Regions from separate parts of the Homo sapiens genome. Here region 2 is linked to region 1. A link is a loop called in an ENCODE intact Hi-C map of the cell type or tissue named here. Cell type or tissue: pancreas. All regions are shown on one strand.

Region 1 (8,000 bases):
TAGAATATAAATGACATAGAGAAAAAAAAGATGAAAGCCCCACTTGTCTTGCCTCAACGAAATGAAAAGCACTTAGAAGCATTAAGGTGCTTAGCTAGAACAGTAATTGCACACAATGATTTTTGTGTAAAAAAATCTCATATTAACCTAACCACACTCACTTTGGTTTTTAGGTCAAATAACCTGAAAAGGGTTTTAATCATAAATGAATGCTAGTTCAAAAGCATGTAAACATTTTAACATGACCTTGAAAATACATTTACCTAATTATTTTGGCCTTTCAAAATGCTCAAGATCTATATTTCACAGTAAGGTGGTCATTTATAATTTTGCCATATGTATACACACACTCATATAATCCTATAGTTTTGAGAACTGGTACCAGGTTCCCCCTGACATTACAAAAATGCATGACTAACAATATAATTTCAAATTCAAGATAAAGAATAGTCTGTTAAGTTAGAAGGATGTCCCTTTATCAGAAACACTGGGAGTTGATGCATTTATTTTTCTTTAAAACAGTTCATCTTTAAAAGCATGATTGCTCTGTTTTGCTGACATGCATACTTATCTTAAAAAGAAGGAGGTGGGCAAAGAAAAAATTTACCCTAAGAATCTAATAGAATCAGTTTGTAGGATTTTAGATTTTATGATGAATATGTGACTTAAAGACATGTCCAAGTTAGTTACATGGGCTTCTTAAAACCACTGTACAATTTTGTTACCAACTTTTATCTACAGTAATACACAAAACTACATATTTAAAAATAGCCATGATCATATATTACATAGGATATGCTGCTGTCAGGTTTGATTCCTGTCAAGGTAAATGGATTTTAGCAAGTAGAAATTTGTGATTGACTACTACTGAGAATTCATGTATACTAAAATAAATGATGATGTTTACCTGCTTTATCAATTTCAATTGTTTGCCCAATTTTCTGTAAATTTTGCCATGATTTTCCTTCTAACCTATGAAATTCAAAAACCTAATCTCTTTAAAAATATTTATGAACTATTTGTCTTAAATCTTTTATTGCTAATTATTTTCAGTTTTTATATTTTCTTTTTTCTGAATCAACAATGAATGCAATGTTTCTGCTCGGAGTCTTTGAAGAATATTACATAAACAAACACTTGTCTTCAAATTTTTGCTTTTAAGAAAAAGATCATACAATTTAAAAGCCATGTGCTTGATTAGCTAGAGTGGGAAAAAAAAAAATCTTCCCACGCCTTTGATCTAATCTTGTGACTACTATTTCTGTCAGGATATGTGGCTTAGTGATCAAAAGACTTGACATTATATGTTCCAATTCCTTCAAAATCCTCAGTTCAAGTGCTTACCATTCCTTGGGCCAGAATTCTGGAACATTAGATTTTAAGACATTCTTCATGACTAATTTAAATCTAATATCACCTTTAACTAAATTTTCACTATTGGCTCCTTTAATGGATCCATCTTCATTAAATATCTGTGAAGATAAATATGAGGAAGTTACCACCCCTTTATTATTGACCTGACTTATGAAATTAAACAGAATAACATTTATCAATCATTTTGATTGAAAACGGTGAAAAACAGAAGCCATATTTTCTCAGTGTCATTACCAATGTCAAGAAAATCAAGGCTACAACAGGTCTTTCCTAGATTGTATTAAGAAATTAATGTAGCTGAATCACATCCTATTTAGTTTCCAGGTCAATATGAAAAGATGGTAATTTTTCTTTGAAACTTACAAGTACAATCTGCAAATACATAATTTTGAGAATAATTTAATATGTTGACTTCAAGATACAACTATATTCTATATAAGGTACAACTCTATATGTCAGTATTTTAAAGAAATGGATCCTTACAAGACCAAAATAACCCACAGGCCATGCAGGTTGGTTTTTCCTTTTTTTTTTTTTTTTTGTTTAAACAAATGTGCACCACGATGTTTCAACAAGACAAATGCCATAAATGTGAAAGCTGCAGTTTGCAATATACCACATTTAGAATCCAGCGAAGGTGAATCAGACAGAGGTGGTAGTCATTCTAATTAAACAATCAGGTAACTTCACGACAAGCTGATTTGCAGCATCAAAAGTGTCCATTTAAGTTTCTTTTTTCTTGATGATCAGAGGGCCCACATTGTCTCCAGTCTCTTCGTTATGTTTTGTGTGAGCCCCATCACAGAATGGGAACTAGGAAGAGAAAGAATGAATGTGAAACATCTAATCTCAAAATCAGTATTATGCTCGGCAGAGTGGAAGGTGATGCTTAATTCATATAACATAAAGATTTTCTTGGCTATCTTATATAGGCTTTCTTAAACAGCATATGTAAACTACATATGCTACTTAGTAAGATGAAGAAATTGACTTGTGCATAATACACACATCATTTATTGAATTTCAGTGTGATTGTGATGAGTGTTGAAGGCCTTTCTTATGTTTATATATTAGTTACATTCCTTTCTAGTGAACATGTCCATTGCCTATTTACTTCTAAGAGTTTAAGTTCATTTATTTAAAATCAATTTGCGGCCAGGCGCGATGGCTCATGCCTGTAATCTCAACACTTTGGGAGGTTGAGGTGGGTGGATCATTTGAGGTCAAGAGTTCAAGACCAGCCTGGCCAACATGGTGAAACCCTGTCTCTACTAAAAATACAAAAATTAGCCAGGCATGGTGGCGAGTGCGCATAATCCCAGCTACTCAGGAGGCTGAGGCTTGAACCTGGGAGGGGAAGTTGCGGTGAGCCGAGATTGTGCCACTGCACTCCAGCCTTGGTCTCAAAAAACATAAAAATAAAAAATAAAAAATAAATCAACTGCATATTATTCCTCTGTTATTTTTGCAGCAGTCTTTCCCAAATCTTTTCATTTTGCTTATTTTTTCATATTCTCAATTTCTCCACTTTCATACAAATATGTCAATATCTCCCTTTTTAACATCATTCATGGAGACAGCTTTCTTCTAGAGATGTGAGAAATACAAATTTCCATTCATTTTCATGAATTCACATTTTAGATATAACTGCTGTTTTGGTGTCCAGTGGGAGGGAGAGGGACAAAACTAAATTTCTAACATAGTGTTTTGCAGAGTGTGGTCCAAAGAACCTGAATCCTGCAAGACACTCTGATTTGGTTTCATTCTGTGTTAAAAAAACATATCATATAGCCCATTTGAATCACAGCACACATTATTTTAATTTTGCTATAAAAAACACAATTTTATCCCAGAGTTTCTCAAGGTGACTGGACTATGGACACTTTAAATTTTGATTTCTATTATCATAGTTTTCTGTAGAGCACACTTTGCAAACGCTGTTCTAAGATCCTGTTGCTTCAGCATTACTGGAGGCTATTGCTTCCCACATTATTACCTTTATTCGTAACTTTATCAAAATAAATTCTACATGTAAAAGCACCTATTTATAGGTTCTATGTTACGTTGATCGGCCTACTACGCTGGGATATTTGCATTTTAAACATTTCAGTGTTTTGTAGGGCTAGTTTTCCTTCATTGTTTCTTTTTTTTACTTTTTTTTTTTTTTTTGAAACGGAGTCTTGCTCTGTCGCCCAGGCTGGAATGCAGTGGCGCGATCTCGACTCACTGCAAGCTCCGCCTCCTGGGTTCACGCCATTCTCCTGCCTCAGACTCCTGAGTAGCTGGGACTACAGGCGCCCGCCACTACGCCCGGCTAATTTTTTGTATTTTTAGTAGAGACGGGGTTTCACCGTGTTAGCCAGGATGGTCTCGATCTCCTGACCTCGTGATCCGCCTGCCTCGGCCTCCCAAAGTGCTGGGATTACAGGTGTGAGCCACCGCGCCCAGCCTGTTAACTTTATTAAACTTTATCACTTTATTCCTCCAGATAAGCTTGAGAATGTTTTTTGCCAAGTTTTAATTTCTTTTGTAGTTTTCATCCTCAGATCTCATGTATATTCTGGTAAGATTATTTCTGTCATATTTTTAATCACTATTATAATTTATTTTCATATCTGAACATTCTTGCTATATAAAATCATTTTTAACAAGTATATCCTCTATTGTAAAATGAAAAAATAAGAATTTAATAATATTTCACTTAACTCTTCAGGATTTTACACTTAGAAGGAATAATTATCAGTAATTTTTTTGTTTCTCTATATTTGTATCTTTTATTTCTATTTCATGTCAAATGACAAGAGCTAGCATCTTTGCCTTAATCTTGGTGTTTTGAATGTATCTACACTCTAGAATCTAGAGTTTCACTGTTTAGTCTAAGGTACACTGTTGCTTTGAAGAAGCCTATTTAGAAGAGTAAAGTAAGAGGATTCTTAGCCTTATGAGTAACAAGTACCTCATTACGTGCAGTGAAGGGAGCATAACAGATCAGTGAAACTTCACAATGATGGTATTTAATCTTAAACTTTGATATCCAAAAGGCTACTTAATGTTAAAGTAATCAAATTTTAATCTATCTGTAAATAATTGCAAGAGGCACTAAATTAGCTAAAAATTACAGAAAAACTCAAGGTATTGGCATATCTTATATTTCCAGATATAAATTCTATCCTGTCGTAGAGGGCAGTGTAAATGTAATATATGTAAAGTTTATATTATTTCTTTTTTTGAGGTCAATAAGATGTGGTACACAGTATATTCATATTAGAAACAAGCCTTGATGCAAAAACATAAAGTCAAGCTTTCAGTTTTTTCTTGGCATGGATGAGGAAAGAGGCGATAAAAATTAAACTAAAATGTATCCCACAGCAAAGTACAGCATTTCAAAGTGACATATGTTTAATAAACAAACACAGATGATTTTACAGTGAGCATAAAAGTTTACATTGTAAAGACTCTTTTTATAAATAGCACACACAAAACACTTCACTATAAATTAAATCCATGCAGGCAACATTTCTGAAAAATGAAATATTTCTAAATAACTTACTGAAATGGCATGTTTAACTTTTATTTTTTAATCTTATGTTGAAAATATTAGAAACTAACATTTTCTCAAATTATTTTCCTCCATATACAGAATAGGAGAGAAATCTATAGAAAAAATATACAAAGAAAATCTTACAAAATATAAAGAAAGTCATATATCAAAAGTGAGAATACATTTTTTCTCATCACCCAATTCTGCCTAAAAACTGAAATTAGCCTGTTTCTTCATATTCTTAAAAGCAAACACATATTTCTTTAAAAAGCAATGAGTAGTTTATCCTGGTTATTTGTTAATAAACTTTCATGCGATTAAAGTGTATAAAGCTTTTATGCCTTTATAATGCAAACTAGGTGTTAAAAATAATTTTGTGCAGAGACGTATTTTTTAATAGTACTTTTTATATCACTTAACCCTAGGAATTACTGCCTTATGTGTCTTGCTTTATTTCTGATCTATGCAGGAGAAAGATAATATGTGGTGGGTATACAGTTTTTTTTTTTTTTAAGAGATTAAATTAGATTGCACAGTGGTGCAATCGCAGCTTACTGAAGCCTCAATCTCCCAGGCTCAAGGGATCCTTCCATCTCAGCCTCCTGAGTAGCTAGGACTATAGGTGCATGCCATCACACTCAACTAATTTCTGCATTTTTTTGTGGAGACAAGGTTTCACTACATTGGCTGTTACATTCTCAAAGTGTTGGAATTACAGGCCTAAGCGACTGTGTCTGGCATTATATACTTTCAAATACAATGTAGGAAGTACAGTAATTTTTACATTAAATAATGTACAAAAATATGAGAATTTTATTAACTTTTTCATTAAACATTTTGAAATTTGTTAAATTGTTTTAAATTATGAAAAAAACACAAAGAATATTAAATTCAGTTCGTGTAGTATTGATACTTAATTTATTCTAAGATGTCAGCGTTTGTTTATTAACAAATCCTGGAAAAAGTCTGTAAATCAAATTTCCTTTATGTCCAGAAAACATCCTTTTATGTTTGTTAACCCAATTTGAACACTACAAATCCCAAATATCTTTAAAAGTGGGGGAAGAAAGGGTTAGAAGAAGTTGGAATAAAGCTTTAGTAGAAAAAACAGTGGAGGTCCTTGCTCTCCACCTGGAAAGCTAGCAATGCTATATGGATCTTCATAAAAACACAACATTTCTTTTTAATGGCCCCACATCTCAAGTTATGCCTCTGTTTTAATAAATGCTCCTCTTTGACTTATCTCTTCCACCTGAAACAATTTTCTTTTAAAGACTATCTTCCTTCTCTGAACTTCGTACTTTGTATTAGAGTTTTGATTTTCTGTCCCAAGGAAGTTGCCTGGCACCATTTTGGCTCATTACCATAAACTGTCCAGAAAAATATGCTTGCTTTGGTTGAGAACGAAAACGAAGTAATGAGATTTTTGAGACTAACCTAGAGATTATGACATTTTATACCATTCTTATGTACCTATTTCAATAAACCTAAGACAGTAGCTATAATATGAAAATGTACAAAGATAAATTAAGATTTTTATAAGACTGTCTTTATGTGGATTGGCCAAGGAATGTCACCAACATTCAGAATATCGTTTTTATGAAGAAAGACTCAGTAAAATGCACTTCTAAGCCATTAACAGGATGGAGGATTTCTCTTTTTCCCCCAACACCCTCCCGCCAAAAAAAAACACCCAGGATCAAGCCTACTACCAACGACAAAACAAAAGTATCATTAACTCAAATCTTACCCTGTAAATGAAAGAAAATGAGTCTAAACATGTCCAGTTGCATTTCATTTCAATTTCAGTTCAGCTCCTGATGTTAACTGGTAAGACTTTCCTCTCTTTCTTCTTAGTCTGTATTCTTTTGCTGTCCTTGTTTGAACTGCCTCCTAGGTGGCCGTCATACAACTCAGCAAGTGATGTAACCAACCTGAAGTTGCAGGGAAAGGAACCTAGCAATACTACATCCCATACCCTTCCCTCTTACATCAGAGTCCTTTCATCTTCTTGTTTCGAAAGTAAGACTATCTCTTCCTTTTTAAGGCTGAGTTTCACATCTGTGCTGTTACTCTCATTTCCTTCCACCCTTTGTCAAGATACCGCTGACTCAAATAGTATCTTTCCCTGTAGTCACTTTAATCATTTCCTCTATACTGGCTCCTTTCATTCTCACTTCAAATATGGATAGCCCTTTTGTGAAATACAATTGGCCCCATCTGTATCTGTGGGTTCCACATCCATGGATGCAACCAACTGCTGATAGAAAATACTCGCTAAAATAATTGTATGGGTACTGAGCATGTACACTTTTTTCCTTGTCATTATTCTCTAAACAATACAGTATAACAACTATTTACATAGCATTCACACTGTATTAGGTATTATTTGCAATCAAGAGATGACGTAATAATTTAAAGTATACAGGATTATGTGCATAGCTTATAGGCAAATACTGTCATTTTAAATCAGGGGCTTGAGCATTCTCAGATTTTGGTATCCATGGGAGGTCCTGGAACCAATCCATGGACACCGAGGGAAGCCTGTACTATAAAATAAACCAATTTCTGGGCCGGACACAGTGGATGACACCTGCAATCCCAGCACTCTGGGAGGCCAAGGCGGGTGGATCACTTGAGGTCAGGAGTTCAAGATCAGCCTGGCCAACATGGTGAAACCCTGTCTCTACTAAGAATACAAAAATTAGCCAGGCATGGTTGTGCATGCCTGTAATCACGGCTACTCAGGAGGCTGAAACACGAGAATTGCTTGAACCCAGAAGGTGGAGGTTGTAGTGAGCTGAGATCACGACACTGTACTCCAGCCTGGGTGACAGAGTGAGACTCTCTCAAGAAAAAGAAAAAAAAAAAAAGCCAAGCCAATTTCTGAAACATCAGATGACATACCAATGCTGGCAAGAGAAGCACTGGACAAAAGGGAGGGATATGTTTTTAAAAAATGTAATTTCTGCACATTACTAAGAAATCTGATTCATTAGGGTTGGGAAACCTGCTCAAGATGTTACAGACACACAACAGGTTACTAGTGACTGCACCTTAAGAATGAATTAGATTTGAAATTTGT
Region 2 (8,000 bases), 110 kb after region 1:
CCCTGGCTGGACAGAGACTGGGGACTTGGAGTTAACAATCTTTAACGATAAATAGAAGAGGTGGTCTCCAGAAGAGACGAGGGGTTCTGGGAAAGCACTGATGGCAACATTGTTTACCACGATTGTGACAGTGGTTATACAAATGTTATCTATTTGTCAAGACTTGAGAAACTTATGAACGGTTGCATTTTGTTATATGTAAATTATAATTAAATAGAGTTATGAAAATAAGCAATAGGCAATGTAGGGCCTGCACATGCTCTGCCAACTGTCCTTGTTCTAAGACATACATTCACTTTGTTTTCATGAAAATTAAGCAGTAAAGCACAGAGCAGAACACAATATGACTGAAAGATAAATACATTTTCTGGTTTATAAAGGTTAAATGTCCTTCCCCCAGCAACATCTCTTAGCAGACCACTAATCATTTTAATCTCTAGCTCTTAAACTTGTATTCCAAAAGAACAAATCAGAGATCCATGTATTCAAATTTAGTTTCTTCTGAGTATTCACGCACTTGAACACCCTTCATTTACTTAGATGGATGATAAGTCACCAAGTCGGAAAACATTGGGTTACTTTCTCATGAACTATCCTAATTTTTGGTCTGGTTATTCCGGATATTTTACTGAAGTTAAACTGTGATCTAAGGTATAGTAACTAGAAGTTAAATTGTGATCTAAAGTGTAGTAACAGTAGCTAGTATTCATAGTACAGTAGCTTAGTCCCAGCACTGTACTTTATATGAATTAAGCCATTAGCCATTTAGCAGCCAAAGTAATTAGAAATAGTCACAGTGTAATTTAGCTACTACCTGAGAGCAGTAAATATACCAAAAAGTCTTAGAAAAATACAGATTCCTTTCTGGTGATCCTTAGCTCCATCTTTGGAGTCAACGCCATCTTTCCAGCTGTCTCTGCAACAAAACAAAAAAAAGAGTCATCTTTGACTCTTTCTTCCAAATCCATTCTATTAGTAAGGTTTGTTGGTTCTACCTTCAAAAATACACCCAGAGTCCGACTCCCTCTCACCACCTCCAGTGCTAATACCCTGGTCCAAGTCCCCATGATCTCTTTCCAGGGTTGCCCAGTGGCCTTCTAGATACTTGCATGCTTCCCCTTTTGTCACCCTATCCTCTTTCTCCACTAGCAGTGAGAATGAGGGTGTTAAAATCCGAGTCAAATCATTTCACTCTCCCACTCAAGATCCTCCAATAGTGTCCCATCTCACTTGAATAAAATCCAAAATACTTATGGTGATTTCCAGAGCCTTATATTCTCGAAACTGTGGCTGCCTCTCTGATCTCATTTCCTTCCATTCCTATCATATTTAGCCCTCTGGCTAAGCTGGCACTGCCCTTCGTGCAGTTCTTCCTGCTACGCCTGGAATTTGCACTTGCCTTTACCTGGAACTTTCAACTCTCACATCTTCATAGACTTCTCCCCAACGCTTTCCAGTTCCCCGTGCCTGTATCATTGCCCTAGAAGGCTTTTTGCTGGGTAAGAACAGCCGGTGCCTCATGACTCAGGCATTTTGCACTGTCAAATGTTTCTTCACAGCACTTATTATTATCTGACATATATTATGTTTTTCTTATTTATTTATTGTCTGTCTCTCTCATCCCCTGTCCCAACCCACGCCCCCACACCATATTCTCCCCCTGTAGAAGGGAAGCTCCAGGAGAGCAAAAGCTTTGTCATTTTTGTTCCTGGTTGCTTCTGCAGCATCTAGAACACTGCTTGGGACAGAGTAGGTGCTCCTTATATGTAGAAGGAAAGAAGAAAGAAAGAAAGAAAGAGAGAGAGAGAAAAAAAGAAAGGAAGAAAGAAAGAGAAAGAAGAAAGAAAGAAAGAAAAAGGAAGGAAGAAAGGAAGGAAGAGAGAGAGAGGGAGGAAGGAAGGAAGGAAGGAAGGAAGGAAGGGTAATGTCTTTTTGGTGACTTTAAATTTTAGAGGATAAATATTTGTGATCCTGTTCCCCACTAGCTGCAGGGGCTTTTGAGGGTTCCAAGGGTGTTGGAGCATAAATGGCTCTAGTTGGCTGTGCTCTCAGGTAGTTCTGTTCTCCCTGCTTTTCGACAGCTACTCTCTTTCTTTTGAATAGAAGCTTTTTTAGCAGGCAAGGAAGCTGTATGTTTGGGCGCCCTTCCAGACCTCACCCTTTGTGTCTTTTCACTTAATTCATCCTGGTTTGTATCCTTTATAATATACTGTAATTATAAGTGTAGCACTCTCCTGAGTTCTGTGAGTCATTTTAGTGAATTATTGAACCTGAGGGGGTCCTTGAAACCCCCAGATTTGTAACCAGTTGGTCAGAAGTATGGGAGGCCTGGACACCCCTGAATTGGCATCTGAAATAAGAGCAGTCTTTGCGGGGACTGTGTTCTTTAACTTGCGGAGTCTGAATGCTAACTGGATGGTTAGCATCAGAATTGTATTGCAGTATATTAATATGTGTTGCTGTTTAAAGATGGCTTGGTTAATATATACTTTTGATTGATTCACACTGAACACCCAGCCAACAGCACTGTAACTCATGCCTGAATGAAGCTTATCTTCATGTGTATTTTCTTCCTCACGCATATTACAGCCTTCTACACTTAGGAACACTAGGCAACACCTCAGCACTACTCTTGGTAGGGCCATTTTAAACAGCAATATCACCAAAAAAGTAAATAAAAATAATAAAAGTACCAAAATGCAAAATCATGGCAGTAAATAGACTGTGAAAAGGATACTTGTTTATGTGAGCTGAAACAAGAAGGCAGAACATTACCTTGTTTGATTGCAGCTAGGAAAGCGTGCCTCCGGTGACTCATTTTGTGTGTGTGTGTGTCTGTTCTGTATGTGTCTGCAAATGACTGATAAAATGCTGTCAATATTTATTGTTGTTTTTAGTATTTGTGTTGGGGCTGCAAATAAATTTTAGCAAGTAGGTGAATTTGCAAATATGAAATCCATAAATAGTGAGGCTCAACTCTGTATACATTAAGACATCTCCCCCACCCCTCCCCCACACAAACATGCACATTTGATTACAACCTTCTATCTCACATCTTAAAAAAAATTTGAGGCCTGGTGCAGTGGCTCACTCCTGTAATCCTAGCACTTTGGGAGGCTGAGGTGGGAGAATGACTTGAGGCCAAGAGTTTGAGGCAAGCCTGGGCAGCAAAGCAAAACCCTGTCTCTATAAAAAATTTTTAAAAACCAGCCAGGCATGATGACTCAGGCCTATAGTCCCAAATACTTGTGAGGCTGAGATGGGAGGATCACTTAAGCCCAGGAGTTGGAGGTTACAGCGAGCTATGATCACATCACTGCCTGGACAACAGCCCTTGATCTTGTTTAATTCTGCAGCTGCTTTTTCTGCTCCATAACAAGCCAGGGTGGGACTCAGCTCCTTTTCTTTGATTTCCTCTCACACTAATCACACAGAGACTTTGTTTGTGCAGCAGGATTAAAGGAAGGCTTGGGAATGATAAACTTGGTTGCATTGCAATAACACAAACAAATTGAAATAGAATGTTAAACATCTGTGTCTTAAACTACCCTTTAGTGCCTACATCTCTCCCTCCTGGAATTTTTAACAGTTACTATATCCGAGTCCTTAATGTCTTTATTAAAAACAACAAGCCATCTACCTACTTCAGATCTTAAGCTTAACATCACTGGCAAAGCCTTCCAGTCTCAGTTGTGTTCCCCTGTTTCTCAACAATGTCTGTAAAGAACAGAGGTTTAATTTTACAAAAATGAATTATGATAGCCACTTTTGGCAAGCACAGTTTCAGTAACATTTTTCTTCCTCTATGTTACTGATGTCAAACCTATCTAATCCTCATACAATCTCTATGAGAAAGTTTTATTCCAAATTTACAGATGAGGAAAAGGCCTGGGGAGGTTAAACAGCTTCCAACTCCTGAACACTGCCCAAGCTCACAGAGCTTAGAATGAGTTCAATGCAGATCTAAGAGGCCAAGGGATTTAACTACGGCACTAGATTTGCTTACTTCCCAATTCTGTAATTTCCTTAACAAGGGATACCTGTGTTAGTGATAATATGTTGTGCCATGTATATCACTGTGGAAAAAAACCCCGTCTTTAATCAAATTAAATGCTGAAAATACCATCCAAGTTAAAAGTTAAAGATGTGGGTTTATGGACTCTTGCATTTCATAGAGATACTCTGCGTGGTGAAGAAGCTATTGAAAGGCAATACCAAAAATCAAATTGTTTCTGTTTGAGAGTACTATATAAAAAGGTTTTAAATAAATACTTAATTATATTGGTTAATTAGGTACCTGCAATATTAGGCAATTTTCTGATGTAAGACAATTCTGAAAGTATGCAAATTAAAGAAGTAAAAGTACAATGGTGGAAGCATGTCCAGATTATATAAATGAATTAAAAATTTTCAACTTGTCGCTAAGCAGATTTCTTGCTTTCTTTTAAATATACAGAAAAAGCATATGGATTCTCAAGATAAACCACATATGAAAAAGTTTTAGCTTTTTTTAAAATTTTTACAGCTTCACTGAAATGTCATTCAAGACATATTAGTAAATTTGTGATTTAAATTTAGAAGCCATCACCACAATCCAATTTTAGAACTTTTCTAGCACTTCCCAAATTTCCTTCAATTTCACCTTTTAAGGAGTGTTAAGAGCAGAAAACACACACAATTATCTGACTTAAAGAGAAAAGAAAAATCACCTAGTACCACCTAGTGGTGTATAAGTAGATAGCGAGTTGATTTTGGAATTTTTGAAATCCAATACTCAGACATTTCTCTTCCATGGGATTACAAATTAGCTACTAATATTTCTGGTTTATAATCGAAAGTTAACTTCAAAATATCCACAAGCTTATCCAAAATATTTACTAGATAAATTTTAAAAACTTTAGTTTTAAAAACAAATGATATCCTTTCTTCAAATGAGAGTTTACTTGGAGTCCCAGTATGTTTAGCAGATAAATACTTAGTTTATCATTGGATGGTCTACTCACTCCCCTACTTGCTGAAAATAATTGTAGAAAGTAAAGACTGTGGAGAAATACACAAAACAGAAAGAATAGTTATCTCTGAGTACTGGAAAATAAGTGAGGTTTTCCTTTTGGTTTTATTTTTTCGCTGGAGTGTGTATATATAATTGAAAAAAACTATAATAAGTTGTATTTAGAAATTCAATATAAAATTTTAAAATATTGCAAAAATGCCTACCAAGGTCCTTGCAAAACAGCAATTTTCCATGAATATTATTTGCCCTTCTCGTTTCCTTCCTATTGGTGACAGTAACTCTCCATCACTCACAGGCTGAGGACAAAGGAAAATGTCTATGTCTTATGGTTAGCTTGAGCTGCCATAATTAAGTGTTATATAGACTGGGTGGCTTAAACAATACAAATTCACTTTCTCACAGTTCTTGGGGCTGGTAGTTCAATGGTTAAGGTGGAAGGCAATGATTAATTGGGAATGTCTTCTCTCAGCCTCGCCATGTAATTCCTTGCAGGAGTCTCTGCTAATGTTATCTGGCTTCATGGAAGCTCAATGTCCCATGAGTAATGAAGTCATATTGTGTAAGGTTCATATGGTGAAATGCACATAATTCTGATAGTGTTCCTGGAAAACAGTGCTTTATGATGGAAAAACTATTCAGAGAAAGAATAATTTCAGCAAGTACAGTTATATAAGAAGTCATGTCAAATAGAATAATAGTAGTAAATGCCTAATTTGGATTCCACTTCTGGTTCTGATTCTTACTATCCACGTGACCTTGAGCAAACCACTTGATGTCCTCCTGAGTTTGTTTCTCAACTGTCAAATGGGGATAATAAAAAAATCTACTTTATAGGGTTGTTATGAGAATTAAATGAAATGATAAACATATAGCATATATTAAACACTCAATAAACATTAGGCATTACTACTATTACTTTACATTAATATTATTTTCTTAGGATGGCATATGAAAGATCTGTCTTAACTGTGACTTTGGGGGAAATCTAATCACACCACTCCCATAGGTGTGGATTACAGAACTTTGGGAGAGATAGACACAGTGCTGTCCTTGGTTCTGAAACCACCATACTAGGACATGATTGCTTTGAAACCTCAGGATACTGGTGAATGCTGGTCCAACCTCTTCCAAGAATTTTGAAGCAGGCAAGGGCAAAAGTGGAGGAAATTATGGAGGAGGAGGAGAAGGAGGAGGAGGAAGAGAGAGAGAAGCATAATTCCTAAGAACTTGCTAGGAAAGGGGTGGGAAGAAACCTGCTTGACATTGTTTTCAAAGTGCATTGGTTGCTGTCATCAAGCAAGAAACAACCCCCTTGTATTTGGCAGAGAATTGTAGGTGTGTGCTGAGGGGGTACTTTATATATTCCTTTCCTCAAGCTATCCTTGGTGTACTTCCCTATCTCTGTGCCTAATCACCTTGGTATCAGTACCTAATCAGTAAACTGAAAGTTCACTGAGGGCAAGGACTGGGTCTCCTGCACTCTTGTGAGGACAAAGGAAAATGTCCATGTCTTAGCTTGGGCTGCCATAAAAAGCATTGTAGTCTAGGTGGCTTAAACAATATAAATTTATTTTCTCACAGTTCTGGGGGCTGGAAGTCCAAGGTAAGGTTGCCAGCATAGTTGAATTCTGGTGAGGGCTCTTTTCCTGGCTTGCACATGACCGCCACCTACTCCCTGTGTCCTCGCATAAGGGTGAGGGAGAATGGTGAAGAAAGCTTTATAGAGCAAACTCTCTGGTCTCTTTCTATAAGGACACAAATTCCATTATCACGAGGGCCCCTAATTAGCTCCCAAAGACGCTATTTCCAAATAGCATCACACTAGAGGTTAGGGTTCAACATGTGAAATATGAGGGGACATAAACATTTGAGCGGACATCAATCCACGATATCTTGTAAAGTGGGAAGCACACAGTTTCTGTAACTGAAGGCCCTCAATAAATGGTAGTTTTATAAAAAGAAGCGGCTGTATCCTGGGCCTCACTGTTTTGATGTTACTATATAATTCTACTTTTTCATGTTGCAGATTAAGTAAGTTGAATCTGGTATTAGCACATATGGCTTTGTTATTGTCTTTGTTTCCTTGGCGGTGTGCACCTGCTCAGCATAGAAGATGTGCAGATTGACTGTGCTGAGAATGGCAGTTATCCAGAGGTGTGGAACACTGCAGCATGGAGCCTCCATAGCAGAAAAGGCCAGAGTCTAACTACACTAAGGGATGATTGCTGGGTGGAGCCTGAGTGCATTGTATTCTAGAGTTTAATGTGCACGAATAGCCACGACTTACGTAGCGCTTAGTGTATGCCAGCTGTTCTAAGCATGTTATATATATAGATTCATTTTAATTATTACAAAAACCCTAAGGGATAAAACTGTTATTATTTGAATTTTACAGATGAGGAAATTAAGGCAAAAATATGTAAAAAAAACCTTGACAAAGGTCACACAGTAAGTGTCACAGGGGGAATTTGAATTCAGGCCATTGGATTCCAGTGTTTTAACCACCATGGTATGGTATCCTTCCTAAAATTTAAGTAACACCCTGCAAGGAATTTTCTTCTTGGGTTTAGTCTACTAGCATATACTGTATCTTCCTATGGTTAATATCTAAATACTGTGAGGAGTGGTGGGGGTGGGGGGCAAGACTGAAGATGAGAATTGAGAAGTGGCTTCCTCTGGAAAAGCGATTTACTCAGGTAAGAGAGAGACAGTGTCTTTAAGAAGGTAGCACAGCCTCACCAGGACAGGGTAGAGAGGGCTGATCCATTTGTCTGAGGAGGTTCATAGGGAGTTGGAGTCTTGGTGTAGTCCAAATCTTCTAAATTCTGTCCCACTCCTTTGTGACCAATGCTATAACTGTCATGTAAGAAATCATGAAACTGTGACCTCAGACCTTGGAAGAAATTCAATCTCCAATTATCTTAGCTTTAGTGCTAAATAATAATAGAAAGCCTTTAGTTCATCATGGTTCAGAGAATTTAAGCAT

The links. Hi-C counts contacts between places; a loop is a spot of excess contacts. Peaks named below come from ENCODE experiments on the same cell type or tissue, not always from the same donor. Only the 100,000 strongest peaks of a DNase experiment are listed, where the experiment ranks them.
Region 2: it touches region 1 in a loop (4-fold over the local background); 104 of 110 quality-filtered maps call a loop at or near these places.

Annotation. Positions count from the first base shown.
Region 1 is chr10:58,281,748-58,289,747 of GRCh38, reverse strand. CISD1 (CDGSH iron sulfur domain 1) reads right to left here. Exons shown (of 3, transcript NM_018464.5): 3 at 162-2,187. The coding sequence ends at 2,098. Among named protein-coding and RNA genes, the nearest start is that of CISD1, 17 kb to the right of the region's middle. In pancreas, no CTCF peak of the experiment used is centred here; no DNase peak of the experiment used is centred here.
Region 2 is chr10:58,174,262-58,182,261 of GRCh38, reverse strand. No RefSeq gene overlaps it. Among named protein-coding and RNA genes, the nearest start is that of IPMK, 90 kb to the left of the region's middle. In pancreas, a CTCF peak has its summit at 4,688 (motif pointing left); no DNase peak of the experiment used is centred here.